2 separate regions of the Homo sapiens genome follow, and region 1 is linked to region 2. Evidence: read pairs that join two places in POLR2A ChIA-PET (ENCODE). Cell type or tissue: MCF 10A. All regions are shown on one strand. Links, peaks and the distances in the headings refer to the core of each region. The heading gives the core; the rest is flanking DNA.

The links. ChIA-PET counts read pairs that join two places held together with the same protein. Peaks named below come from ENCODE experiments on the same cell type or tissue, not always from the same donor. Only the 100,000 strongest peaks of a DNase experiment are listed, where the experiment ranks them.
Region 1: POLR2A ChIA-PET joins it to region 2 with 15 read pairs; 13 of 35 experiments call an interaction of 5 or more read pairs at or near these places.

The regions. Positions count from the first base shown.
Region 1 is chr11:62,552,660-62,559,850 of GRCh38, forward strand. It overlaps EEF1G (eukaryotic translation elongation factor 1 gamma), which reads right to left. Exons shown (of 10, transcript NM_001404.5): 10 at 6,937-7,178. The coding sequence ends at 7,020. Among named protein-coding and RNA genes, the nearest start is that of AHNAK, 9.4 kb to the left of the region's middle. RefSeq lists enhancers at 3,346-4,151, 3,554-3,643, 3,654-3,713, 4,044-4,183, 4,152-4,955 and 4 more and a silencer at 1,002-1,051. In MCF 10A, for the core only: no CTCF peak of the experiment used is centred there; DNase peaks (open chromatin) are centred at 1,532, 3,722 and 3,972.
Region 2 is chr11:62,618,212-62,625,402 of GRCh38, forward strand. B3GAT3 (beta-1,3-glucuronyltransferase 3) reads right to left here and starts at 3,775. Exons shown (of 5, transcript NM_012200.4): 1 at 3,655-3,775; 2 at 2,286-2,460. The coding sequence starts at 3,736. GANAB (glucosidase II alpha subunit) reads right to left here. Exons shown (of 24, transcript NM_198334.3): 24 at 6,618-7,191. RefSeq lists an enhancer at 3,028-3,621 and silencers at 3,490-3,899, 6,304-6,629. In MCF 10A, for the core only: no CTCF peak of the experiment used is centred there; a DNase peak (open chromatin) is centred at 3,970.

The DNA of each region.
Region 1 (7,191 bases), core at 1,532-5,531, 66 kb before region 2:
TTCTCCATTCACTTCCGTCACTTCCTAATCTGTCATTGTCCACCCCACCCCCCAAAAGCAAATCTATCTGGTGATTCTGGAATCCAAACATTATTTCCTAAGCAATTCTCAAGCCCCAAACCCTTAACCCTAGCCGAAAATATAAAGCCAAGTAAAATCATCCTTCCCCAGCTCAATTCAAATCCCAGCCTGTATTTAAACTTCAAGCTTCAAATAAGGAGTTCCTGAATTTCTTAGATCAGAGAGCTTTGATACACAGAAACTCTCCAATTACACTCAGTCCTAATGAAATCTTCAAGCCCAACCAGAACCCAAGTTAAAGCTGGTTAGAGAACAAGAGACATGAGGCTGTCTCCAGAGTACCGTCTGGGAGGAAAGAAGGCAAAGAAAGACTGTCCAGGCAGGTGGAAGGGAAAGAAATTGGGCAGGGAGAGTGGGGCAGGTGGACACGATGGGTCATGGCTGGATTTCAGGCAGAGTTAGGGGTGTGGGAATGCTGTGGGGCAATAAGAGGAGATGCAGACCTGAGATTAAGGAAAAGAAGCGACAAGACATGAGGCTGTGAAGGAAGGAGGGAGGGAGAGAGAGAAAACAGAAGAGCTCAGCACTGAGCTAAGGACTGGGCGGGCTGAGTTGTAAACAGGAGCCGAGGGAGGGAGTTGGAGTAAACGGAGCAGCCAACGCCCCAGCCAGCTCCCCTCCCCAGTGGGGAGCAGGGAGGGAGGGGCTGAGGAAGCGGGGAACACCACCTCCTCACCCCTTTCTTGGAATCTGCTTTTCTCCTGTCCTTTCCAACTTCCTCTGCCTTTCCCCCAGCTTCCTGGGGAAAGAGAGACCAGCCTGGGTTTCCCTCTCTCCTCTGCTTACAGTTCCCTAAGTCCAGTTGAAGGAGATCAGGCTGAGCAGGGAAGGAAGGGCCTAGGCTGCCCAGAGCCTGAGTCACCACATAGTTGAGGTTCCTGTCACTCGAAGTCCCGCCTCTGTTACACTCCGTGCCCTGTGCCCGCCCCAGGACTTGGATCGCTACATCTGACCCTGGCCCCAGGGCTGGCTCCACTTCCACGCTCCTTACCAAGCTACCCTTACCAAGCTACGGGTGCAGGAAGCCTTTAGATGCCTCGCTCTCCCTGCCCCTCCACACTTGGTATGCTGTGTCCACCACCCTTATCCCTCAGCATTTGAGGGCAGCATCCTCCTGCTCAGCTTTGGAGCAGAAGTGACTCAGTGAGTGACTGCAAGGATTGTGGAAAAGCTCGGATGCACCCTTGATAAGTCACTTCAACTCTCTGGGCTCCAGTTTCCCCACTGGTAAAATAACGGGTTATTAGAGACGGTCTCTGGCAGTCCCTGCAAGAGGTACATTCTGTATGTCTGAGTCAAAGAGATGGGTAATTACTATTGAAGAGTGGGATAAAAGGGGCGTGTTTGCTAACCCCTGTCCTAACAGTAAGAGTGGGTAGGGTAGGGCAGGGCTGGGCACAGGACCTGCCACCATAGGGCAGCCAACACCCTAGGCATCTTGGTGACTCAGGTCCCACATGGAAGAAGAGCCGGAAAGCACCCCTTGGGTCCCCTGTGAGTCAGGGGAAATGCGGATCTCCCTGAAGGATGACTGCCTGGGTTCCCGCTATAACCAACTATCCTTCCACCTTGAAAGTCTCCCAGGATGGGTACCGTAAGCTCATCATTCCACCTCCCTGGCCTGCTCAGCAGCTTCCACCCCTCCTGCCTGACCTTGGCAGCCCTTCTTCCCTCAGCCCTGAACTCTAGAGCCCTCCTTACCCTCTGACAGCTCCCCCTGCCCTACCACATTCCCTCCTTCACCCCTTGGCTCTGCCCATCTTCACCATCCACCCCATCCCAGCAGAGCCCGCCAGATGATTGCAAAAGGGCTGAGCCAGCAGAGAGGCCTTCACATGACAGCTGTTCCTGCTGCAGAGGGGAGGGGGCAGCTGGGAGTGGAGGCACATTCCATGGGAGATCCTATCAGAAATAGCCCCAAACCCTAACTGACCATCTGCCCCAATGATCTGCACATCGCCCATTCAATAGGCTTGCCTCAAAATCCTGAGGAAATCAAGAAAACAAAGAGGGGTGGAGAAGGGAGGGGCCTAGGGGAGTGAAGAGAGCCCAGGAACATTGAGACGGGGTCGCCAGGACATCACCACTGAGCCAGTACCACCAGCCCAAGGTATTCTCCCTCTAATGGGAGATGCAACTGATGGCAGTGCTGCCCTCCAGCACCCCCCACCATACCCTACTCCACCCATCCCTTGGGTGCTGAGGCACTGGGACACCCCAGTAATTCCCCTGGAGTAAAACAACAGCCTGCTCTGGGAGCCATGCCAGCCTGACTGGAGCAAACAGACAGGAACAGGTGGCAGTTTCTGTAACCTTTCAGGAGCACCAATGTGAGCTCCACAGCACTAGAGGAAGAGAACGGGGTGGGAACCCCAGAATCACATTCAAACATACAGGAGCAGGCCAGGCACGGTGGCTCACGCCTGTAATCCCAGCACTTTGGGAGGCCAAGGCGGGTGGATTACCTGAGGTCAGGAGTTCGAGTCCAGCCTGGCTAACATGGTGAAACCCCATCTCTGCTAAAAATACAAAAAAAAATTAACAGGCATGGTGGCACACACCTGTAATCCCAGCTACTTGGGAGGCTGAGGTGGGAGAATTGCCTGAGCCCGGGAGACAGAGGCTGCAGTGAGCCGAGATCATGCCACTGCCCCTCCAGCCTGGCCAACAAAGAGAGACTCTGTCTCGAAAAAAAAAAACAAAAACACAGGAACACAGCAAGTGGGGAAAGTCAGTGCCCTGCAGTGCCCTATAGGTACACTGGTTGGAGGAGCTGGGGAAGCTACAGCACCCAGAAAAATCCATTTGATGTGTGGAGGGAAAGTTCTGAGTTGACAACAAAGAGTGCCCGTTGCCATGAAAACCACAGTATTAATTTCAGAAATGACTGGGTGGAGCCTCCAAAGCACTTCATTCCCCTCCCTTCAACATTCTAGGCTTCCCCCACCTTTCAAAAGGGGAAGTGGCACATTTGGGGCATGTGGGCAGCTGGTGGGATGGGTCCGACCCAGTGAGAGCAGCAGCTGTCCAGCTCCAGCTCAAAGCAGGGCACGAAAAAAAGGAAACAATATAAGTCTTTCTTGGAAGAACTTTAAAGGTTTTTAACTTTTTAATAAGTGACTTAAGCAGAAGTGCCAAAAAAGCTAAGATAAATAGCTGCTTATAACCAGTATCTACTGGTTTATCTACAAACTAACCAAGTCTCTCTCAGCCCCTCCCATTCACACTCCAGGCTCTGTAAAGATTTTATCTGAGTCAACTGCAGCCCTGAGCCCCGACCCCTTCTCCAGTTTCTCTCACCCTCCCTCTGTGGAGGTTCTGAGATTTTGCCCAGTAAGTGGATAAAAGAGCCTCCCCCTTCCCTCATTCTACCCTAGTTTTCTAAGATCATGCCCTGCCCTCAGCCCCTGATCCATTCAAACACCCCCTTCCCTTTCTGCTCCTCACCCCAGTCTCTGTGCCATGTGCTGGACCATGGAGTCGGGTCGCCAGCTCTATGTGGTGTTTGGGTGGCATGAGACTCCCTAGCACCAAGAGAAAACTGCCCAGCAACCACAGACATCCACAGGCGCAGGCTCTGATTGGCTGCCCACAGCAAAAGCAAGGAAAAGGAAGGATCCAGCAAGCCATGGAGAGCCCAGCGGGGATGGGAAGGGCAAGAGCCCTTGCTGCAGTGACTCAGGCCTCCCTGGGGCAGGGCGGGGGACAGAAAGAACTCCAGATGTGCTTCCCCTTTCCTGCCTCACATCTGCCGTTAGAAACTTCCACTGTTAACCTCTCCCCTACCCACCACAGCAGAGAAGCCCTTGCATCCCACCCCCATCTAGAGGCCAACGGCCCAGCCTTCCTGGGGCCACAACCCTCTCGTCTTGAGGCTCCTCCTCCTGCTTGTGGGTACTGGCCCTAGCCCAAGTGCAAGCACTGCTTCAAACAACAACCTGGCCACCCTTACTCTGCACCGCGTGGCGAGGGCTGGAGGCAGGATGTGCAGATGACTCACTCTTCCTGCAGGCAGAGGAAGGCTGAGGTAGGGGTCTCTGCCCCAGCGCAGACCACCTAGTCCATGTGGGCTGCCAGGCCCGCTGCTGCCCATGGCCCACCCAGAACCCCCGACCCACTTCACAGTTGGGCTTCCCTCCTGAGCCTTTCAAGCAGCCCTCTAAAACCTAAACTACTCTTCCAACTTGGTCCCTCCTGCCTGAGGCTTCAGCCACAGGAGGTTACGGTAAGCAAACACCAGGAAGGTGGTGAAGGTCCCACAACCACAGAAGGAGGTGTGATTTGAAACAGAATTTGGGAAGAGTCTGACAGCTTCAGTGAGGCCCCAGCAACAAGCTAAAAGGCACGCCCCAAGCCTGCATCTAGCACTTTCAGTTGCAATCATGGCAAGCACTACTAAGGCCTCCAACTCCTGGCCTCAGCCATCCCCCCACCCAAGTAGCCAAGACTACAGGAACATGTCAATGCACCAGCTGCACCTAGCATTTTCAGATCCTAGCTAACAAGAGCTCAGGAGGCTCAGAAGAAAGGTTATCAAGTTTGGACCCAGCTCAAGATGAGCAGCCAGGGAGCAGTCTGAGCAAGCATCAGCCCATCTCCACCCATATGGATTCTAAACCACAACTCTTTTCTGCCCACTCCAACTGCAGGTCAAAGTGCTCAGCTGCAGATGACAGCCCTATCCCCTCCCAACTACCAGCCCATTGTATGTACCTGGTTTCCCCATCCAAGCCAAGAGCCCTCTTCTGTGCCTGGACTAAGAAACAGAATGAAAAAACCACACAGAAAATCATAAGCTGGGGACCAAAGGCAGTCAACCGTTTCTGCATATGCCTCAAAATGTGACTCAATCTAGAGGTTTCCAGTTTCACCTGAGCTGTTAAATTTACAGGAAGATCTTAAATGATCTTCGGAAAAGACAGAAGAGCAAGAAAATCTGAAAAGGATATTAATAAAAATTAAGCTCAAAGGGGAAAAAATAGTAACCTTTGGCCTGAGCAGGATATTAGCTGACAATTACAACTACTCTACCTTCTAGGAGGCAGCAGGGTGTGGACACAGGCTTCAAAGTGACACCCACTGGGCGTGGTGGCTCACGCCTGTAATCCAAACACTTTGGGAGGCCAAGGTGGGCAAATCATGAGGTCAGGAGTTCGAGACCAGCCTGGCCAACATGATAAAACCCCGTCTCTACTGAAAATACAAAAATTAGCTGGGCATGGTGCACGTGCCTGTAATCCCAGCTACTCAGGAGGCTGAGGCAGGAGAACTGCTTGAACCAGAACTCAGGAGGTGGAGGTTGTGGTGAGCCGAGATCACACCATTGCACTCCAGCCTGGGCAACAAGAGTGAAACTGTCTCAAAAAAAAAAAAAAAAGTCACACCCAAGTGAGGCGTGATGGCATGCACCTATAATCCCACCTACTAAGGGGGCTGAGGTGGGAGGATCACTTGAGGCCAGGACTTCAAAACTGTAGCACGATTGGTGGCTCACGCCTGTAATCCCAGCGCTTTGGGAGGCCGAGGTGGGCGGATCACGAGGTCAGGAGATCGAGACCACGGTGAAACCCCGTCTCTACTAAAAATACAAAAAATTAGCCTAGCGCGGTGGCGGGTGCCTGTAGTCCCAGCTACTCAGGAGGCTGAGGCAGGAAAATGGCGTTAACCCGGGAGGCGGAGCTTGCAGTGGAGCCAAGATCGCACCACTGTACTCCATCCTGGGCGACAGAGCGAGACTCCCGTCTCAAAGAAAAAAAAAAACTATAGCACGATTGAGCCTTTGTACAGCCAGCCACTGCACTCCAGCCTTAGCAACATAGCAAGAACCCCAGCTCTCAAATAAATAAAATTTAAAACATTTTCCTGACCCAGTTCTACCAAAAAAATTTTAAATTAAAAAAAAAAAGTGACACCCACTGGGTTCAAAACTCTGCCTCTACCACTTAAAATGTGTGATCACAGTCAAGTTAGTGAAATCTGTAAATCCCTATGCTTCCCGTTAGAAATCAGGGATACCACCACCAGACTGATAACACAGCCAGGAATGGGCCAATGGGCCAGGCCAGTGTCTGTTCTGAGTAGTCTGTGCCTTGTCCTGCAGGTTTGAGGCATTTGAACCACAGCCCTAGGGCAGGCATGGTGATGCATGCCTGCAATCCCACCACTTTGGGAGACCAAGGCGGGACGACCGCTGGAGGTCAGGAGTTTGAGAACAGCCTCGGCAATGTGGCGAAACCCTACCTCTACAAAAAAAAAAAAAAAAACCCACCACGAAAATTAGCCGGGCGTGGTGGTGCACACCTATAGTCCCAGCTACTCAGGAGGCTAAGGTGGGAGGATGGCTTGAGCCTGGGAGACAGAGGTTGAGCTGAGACTGCACCACTACACTCCAGCCTGGGCAACAGAGCCAGACCTTGTCTGAAAAAAAAAAAGAAAAAAAAAGAAAAAGAAACTACAACCCTTGCATATTGTCAGCTACCTACCTCACAGGACAGTTACAGGAAATAATGTAAAGTTCCTTTGCGCTCTGTGAATTATACACGTTAGCTCTTGTTATTAGCAGCTATTCTCTCCCTTCACTGGGAAAGGCCTGGAATCTGATCCCTAAGAATTAGGTAGTCACAAAGCCCCATGTCACTACCCGCCCCAACTGCTTCCGCTCTTTCCCAGCTAGAAGACAGTCATCACCGTAGGAGGCAGGGTAATTAAAATCACAAGTGAACACAGGCCTCTATTTCTGTTCTTCTGAAGTCTTCTCTCCTGCATATCGAGGTACTGCGAACACAGAAAGTACCCTGCTTCAACATATCTACTCCCCTTGAAGACGCCACCACTCACAAAGGAGGCAGGACAGGAAAGGGTTCAATGTTCAGTTTCCTTTAATGACCCCCATCTCCCTGAAGGGCAGGTGCAGGCAGCTAGGTGATGGCAAGAGATGTTCACTTGAAGATCTTGCCCTGATTGAAGGCTTTGCCCACATGCTGGAAGGCCCCCTCCCAGGAAAAGTACTCTCGAACCAGCGTCTGGGTCTCCTCGCTGCCAGGATCCAGTTTCCGCCATGTGTATGACTCGTAGTCCACCTGCCAATCTGGACTCAGCTGGGGATAAAAA
Region 2 (7,191 bases), core at 2,044-6,043:
AGGGCACAGGCTTTGGGATCAGGTAGATCTGGGTTTGAAATCCAGTTTTGTAACTTATTATGTGAGACAATTTGGGAAAATGGCTCAATCTCCCTAAGCCTCAGTTTCCTCAACTGTAAAATGGGAATAACAGTACTTTATAACAATGTTGTTTTAAAGATTAAATAAGAGCTGGGGATGGTGGCTCACACCTGTAATCCCAGCACTTTGGGAAGCTGAGGCAGGTGGATCATGAGGTCAGGAGATCGAGACCATCCTGGCTAACACGGTGAAACCCCATCTCTACTAAAAATATAAAAAATTAGCTGGGTGTGGTGGCGGGCACCTGTAGTCCCAGCTACTTGGGAGGCTGAGGCAGGAGAATGGCGTGAACCCGGGAGGCAGAGCTTGCAGTGAGCCAAGATCACGCCATTGCACCCAGCCTAGATGACAGAGCGAGACTCCATCTCAAAAAAAAAAAAAATACAAAAGTAAAATACAAAAAATTACTGGCCAGGCATGGTGGCTCACACCTGTAATCCCAGCACTTTGAGAGGCCGAAGCAGGTGGAACACGAAGTCAGGAGTTCCAGACCAGCCTGGCCAACATGGTGAAACCCCATCTCTACTAAAGATACAAAAAATTAGCCGGGTGTGGTGGCGCATGCTTGTAACCCCAGCTACTCGGGGGGCTGAGGCAGGAGAATTGCTTCAATCCGGGAGGTGGAGGTTGCAGTGAGCCGAGATCGTGCCATTGCACTCCAGCCTGGGCGACAGAGTGAGACTCCATCTCGGGAAAAAAAAAAAAAAAATTAGCCTGGTGTGGTGGTGCACGCCTGTAATCCCAGCTACTCGGGAGGCTGAGGCAGGAGAATCGCTTGAACCCGGGAGGTGGAGGTTGCAGTGAGCCAAGATCACACCACTGCACTCCAGCCTGGGCAACAGAGCAAGACTCCATCTCGGTGTTGCGGGGAGGCGGGGGGAAGAAAAAAAAAAAAGGAACAAACCAGGAATGTGGAACGTGGGGCTTGGCCTCTTCTGTACTTCTTTATCCTTCAGATCTACCTGCCTGTCCCAGGGCTGGTTGTGTGTGCATGTCGCAGGTGGGGTCTAGAGCTTCCTATGCGTGAATGGGACAGCCATCTGATTCCCAGAAGATGTATTAACACCCTTATGGCTACAGATCCAAAACCACATTCCCCAATTGGTTTTATTAGTAAAACCAATTACATTTGATTTAAAACAAAAGCAAATGTAAATCACTAAATACAGTGCCTGCTAGAGAGTAAACACACTGTAAGTAACAGCTGGTATAACTATTTCTGGACCCTAGTATGACTATCAGGCCAAGCACTTTCAACTTTTTTTTTTTTGAAATGGGCTCTCTCTGTCGCCCAGGCTGCATGATCTCCACTCACTGCAACCTCCGCCGCCCAGGATCAAGCAATCTTCCCACCTCAGCCTCCAGAGTAGCTGAGATTACAGGCATGCACCATCACGCCTAGCTAACTTTTTTTTTTTTTTTTTTTTTTTTTCAGAGACAAGAGTTTCACCATGTTGCCCAGGCTGGTCTCAAACTCCTGAGCTCAGGCGATCCGCCAGCCTCGGGCTCCCAAAGTGCTGGGATTACAGGCGTGAGCCACTGCGCCCAGACAAGCCCTTTCAACTTTAATCAGGGGGTTTTAACTTTCTTGCCAAACGGTCCCTAAGGAGAGAGAGTTAATTCACTGCCAAGCTCAAAATTTCTTTGAAATGTTATTGTTCTATCTTATAATTTGGTAGAAATTTTGTATTTTCCTTCTAGAAAAAGAACTATTTTTTTTCTTTTTTCTTTTGTTTTGTTTTGTTTTTGAGATGGAGTTTCACTCTTGTTGCCCAGGCTGGAGTGCAATAGCGCACTCTCAGCTCACTGCAACCTCCGCCTCTCAGGTTCAAGGGATTCTCCTGCCTCAGCCTCCCCAGTAGCTGGGATTATAGGCATGCGCCACCACGCCTGGCTAATTTTGTATTTTTAGTAGAGACGGGGTTTTGCCATGTTGGCCAGGCTGGTCTCGAACTCCTGACCTCAGGTGATCCACCCGCCTCGGCCTCCCAAAGTGCTGGGATTACAGGCGTGAGCCACCACACCCAGCCTGAAAAAGAACTATTTTCCCACAAATATTTGAGTATAAATGTGGTTCATTTATCCTGTCTTTGGCATGCTCTAGTTTGAGGAACAACTCCTAGCCCAGTGCCTCCCCAAACTCCTCATCATCAACTCCAACTTCTTGGACAACGCAGACCTCTTGAGTGCACCAGAGCCCATACCTGGCATAGGTGGGGGTAACAACATAGATAGTAGGCAGGGCCTCGGGTTCAGGGGGCTGGGCAGGGGCAGGGGGTGGCCGTCGGAGTTCCGCTTGCAGCTGGGAAATCCTCAGATCCTTCTGCCGTAGCTGCTCGGCTGCTGCCCGCAGGGGAGGAAGGCAGTCACATGGCTGGCCTGGTCCCAGGAAGCATTAATGGGGAAAGAAGGTGGGGACAGAGAACCGCAGAATGTTCAGCATCCCAAAGGGCCGTAATCGTCTCATTAATTCCTAACCAATGCAGGTATCACCTTATGACTTCCCTAGTAGCCTTTTCTATACCTCTCGTGTGGGAAACTCACTGCCTCAAGCAGCAGACCCTCTCCAACTTTAATAAATTCCATTGTTACAATTTTATGTTGGATATTGAGCTGATTCCATCTTTTCTACCTGCTGGTCCTAATTTTGCCTTCTGGGCTTCTAACAAGCTCATGTCCTTAAACAGGACAGTCTTTTCAGAGTCCAAGGTGCCAACTAACCATTACACTATGGAACCCCTTTTGGACAGTCTTTCAAATACCTGAGGATAACGCAGTGGCACTGTCCCTAAATCTTTGCATAAGGGGCAGGGTTCGATCCATTCCCTTGGCTAGGTGACCAAAGACTCATTGTTAAATTCATTGATTCCATCGTAGGATAAATATTTATTGAATACTCTTCCTAGGAGGCACTGCCTTAGGTGCTGGGGATACAGCAGGGAACAAAACAGACACAGTCCCTGCCCTCATCGAGCTTTCTGTTTAGTGGAGGAAGCAGACACTAAGCAAAGAAACAAATTAATAACATTATTACAAACTGTGATGGGGCCATGAAGAAAATAATCAGGATAGAGAATAAAAGGGAATGGAATTAAGAATGGTAACTTTAGCTATGGTGGTCAGGGAAGGCCTCTCTGAGGAGGTGACATTTGAGCTAAGACCTGAAGGATGAGAAAGAGGCAGCCCGGGAAACGCTGGAAGCAAAGCACCCCAAGCAGAGGGAACAAGTTAAGTGCTTGAGAGAGTAATGAGCGTGGGGTTTTCGAGAAACTGTCAGCAAGCCAGTCTGGCTGCAGCAGAGCGAGGGAGAGGGGTGGAAATGGGGTTGGGAGAGGCGGACGGCAGCAGGATCATGCGGGGCCTTGCAGGCTCTGGGAAGGAGTCTGGATTTCATCCGAGGTGCGGCGGGTAGCCGCGGTGCGTTCTATAGAGGGCAGTGCGCCTGAGGCCGCAGAGCTGTCCGGAGGGCCGAGCGGATGAATGGTGTTTGCCGGGGGTTCATCCCCAGGGCGGGATGCACGGCGGCGGGCGCCCTCGGGCCAGCCCGCCGCACCCCCGCCCCGCCCCGCTCACCGAGCTGTACCAGCGCGTAGAGGAGGCCGGCGATCGACACCAGGAAGTAGGCGAGAAACACGTTCTTCAGCTTCAGCTTCATGGCCGCGCCGCCGCCCGCGCCCGAGCAGGCGGGGTCTGCAGGGGACGAGGGGTTCCCGCCCCAAACCCCGGCTCCTGTCCGCAGGCCCCGCCCCTGCAGCGGCTCCGCCCTGCGTCCCGCCTTCCTCGCACTCCCCTACCAGCTCCCAGCTGGGGCTGGCAGCGCCGCCAGGGCACGCTTCCGGTCATCTGTGCACCCCCCCGCCTTGTAGACTTGATTTCCGGTCCCACCGCCAGGTTCCGGGAACCACCGGGTGGTGACGTCACATCCGGCGTGCCAAACTCGCGTGGCCGGCAGTCAAAACCCCGGGTAGGTGCAGAATCTCGAGTAGGTGCACGTGGTACCTACCTCGAGACCCGCCCCCTCATCACGGAATTGCCTGAGAAAGCCAGTCCTGGCGCCCAGATCTTCACCTTATTCATCCATCCAGTCAGTCACGCCACCCAATAGCTGTTGCTCAATACTTATTACACGAATGAAATCTAAGGCCCACCACATGATCCTCTGGGTGTCTCTCCTGGAATCCTCACTATAATACTTTGAGATAGATAAGAAACCAAAGTTGACAAAAATTATGTCATTGCCACAGGGCAGTTTTGTGTCCTTTCTGGACACCCGATTCCAGCATCTCTAGTGTGTCCTCTGGCCCACATTTCTTCAACAGATGACAACAGGGGTGCCAAGGAAGTGTTTTAACTACCAGGAAATTGATTGGAAATAGTTCCTGAGCTGGGGAATTCCATGAATGCATCCCCTTCCTCCTCACAAGCACAAGCCATCCTTCTCATTTTTCCTTTAAAAAAAAAAAAAAGGGCCCGGCCCAGTGGCTCATGCCTGTAATCCTGGCACTTTAGAAGCCCAGGAGTTTCAGATCAGCCTGGGCAACAAGGCAAAACCCCGTCTCTACAAAAAAAACACAAAAATTAGCTGGGTGTGATGGCGCGGGCCTACAGTCCCAGCTACTTGGGAGGCTGACATGGGAGGCTGAGGCTGTGGTGAGCCGTGATCATGCCACTGCACTCCAGCTTGGGTGACTGGGTGAGACCGTCTCAAAAAAAAAATAACCCCCCAAAAAAAGTTTCTGGTAAAATAATCTCTGACTTGTGGTCAGTCTACAAAATGAGGGGAAGGGGGAACAGTATACTTCCTGTCACTAAAACAATGGGAAACTTTAAAAAGTGCTGTTAGCAGCTGGGCGCGGTGGCTCACGCCTGTAATCCCAGCACTTTGGGAGGCCGAGACAGGCGGATCACGAGGTCAGGAGATCGAGACCATCCTGGCTAACACGGTGAAACCCCGTCTCTACTAAAAAACACAAAAAAATTAGCAGGGTGTAGTGGCGGGCGCCTGCAGTCCCAGCTACTCAGGAGGCTGAGGCAGGAGAATGGCGTGAACCCGGGAAGCAGAGCTTGCCAAGAGCCGAGATCGCACCACTGCACTCCAGCCTGGGCGACTGAGGGAGACTCCGTCTCAAAAACAAAAACAAAAACAAAAGTGCTGTTAGCTACAAGCAGAAGCCTCTAGGTTGGGCACAGTGATCGATGCCTGTAATCCCAGAACTTTAGAAGCCTGGGAGGTCAAGGCTGCAATGAGCCAGGATCATACCACAGCACTCCCCGCACTCCAGCCTGAGCAATAGAGCGAAACTATGTCTCCTCAACCCCCGACATCCTCCAAAAGTTTAGTTTGAGAAACAGCTATCTGACCTTATGGCTATTTCTATCCAAGAGGGACTCCATTGGCTCTGATCACCACTTACTAACTAGGCCTACTAAAATGTGATGATCTTGCTGGGCTCTTCTACGAAAATATCTAGCAACCCAAGGAAGGCTTGCACTTGCTCATTTTGCTGAAATCAAGGATGCTCATGCTGGCCGGGAACAGTGGCTCATCCCTGTAATCCCAGCACTTTGGAAGGCCGAGGCAGGTGGATCACTTGAGGCCAGGAGTTCGAGACAACATGGTGAAACCCCATCTCTACTAAAGATACAAAAATCAGCCAGACGTGGTAGCAGGTGCCTGTAGTCCTAGCTACTTGGGGGCTGAGGCAAGAGAATCGCTTGAACCTGGGAGGCAGAGGTTGTAGTGAGCCGAGATCACACCATTGCACTCCAGCCTGGGCAACAGTGAGACTCCATCTCAAAAAAAAAAAAAAAAAACCCAAAAAGGATGCTTATGCTGAAGCCAAATGAAAATGTAAGGCCCATGGCCAGGCATGGTGCCTCACGCCTGTAATCCCAGCACTTTGGGAGGCCAAGGCGGGCAGATCACCTGAGGTCAGGAGTTCAAGATCAGCATGGCTAACATGGCGAAACCCCATCTCTACTAAAAATACAAAAATGAAGCTGGCCATGGTCGCAGGTGCCCGTAATCCCAGCTATTAAGGAGGCTGAGGTGGGAGAACTGCCTGAACCCAGGAGGCAGAGGTTGCAACGAGCCAGGATCACACACTGTACTCCAGCCTGGCGACACTCTGTCTCAAAAAAAAAAAAAAAAAAAAAAAGACCCAGGGCGCAGTGGCTCACTCCTTTAATTCCAGCACTTTGGGAGGCCGAGGCAGGCGGATCACCTGAGGTCAGGAGTTCCAGACCAGCCTGGCCAACATGGTGAAACCCCATCTCTAATAAAAATACAAAAATTAGCTGGGCATGGTGGCGCATGCCTGTAGTCCCAGCGACTCGGGAGGTTGAGGCACGAGAACTGCTTGAACCTGGGAGGCAGAGGTTGCAATGAGCCCAGATCATGCCATTGCATTCCAGCCTGGGCAACAGAGTGAGACTCAGTCTCAAAAAAGAAAAAAAAAGGAAAGCAAATGTAAGGTCTCTAGGCTTCTAGGGTCTGTGGCTCAGGCTAGAACTAGAATCCAGACTACCACCAGTTATTTATGGTTTATCCCTTTATTGTTTCTCCTTTGATCAAAACGTGTCACAGCTGGGAACCAAGAGGAAGTAAAAAAAATACCCACAAATATTCCCCGACTCCCCATTAGTCCTCCCCCAACCCCCCACCCAGGGCTTCCAGCCAACCCCGAGCACACATGATCATCTCCCCCCACCCTCAGGCTTCTCCTAGCAATAAATACAGGTGACCATGATTCACTGAAACCACAACTGATTTCTCCATCTTAAGTGCCCCTCAAAGGGGACAAGAAGGGGGCAAAAGAAGTTTAATGCGCATCCCCTAAGAGGTGTGGAAACGTCTTTCTGCCGAGGGACAGAGGAGGTAGAACTGCCCCTCTAAGAATTGCAGCAGCTCTACAAGGAATCGGGGAGAGGAAAAGGGTAGAATGAGAGGGAAAAGGATGTTCTTTAGCAACCTCACTCCTTTGATCCATTCATCCTGTCCGGGGTAAGGGGTGGTCCCAGTGTATCGGTGGGGCATAAAAAGGGGAGTAAAGCCTGGAGGAAGAAATGAAAGGTGGGAGAGCAATCTGGTGGGAGGGAAGGGGAAAAGGA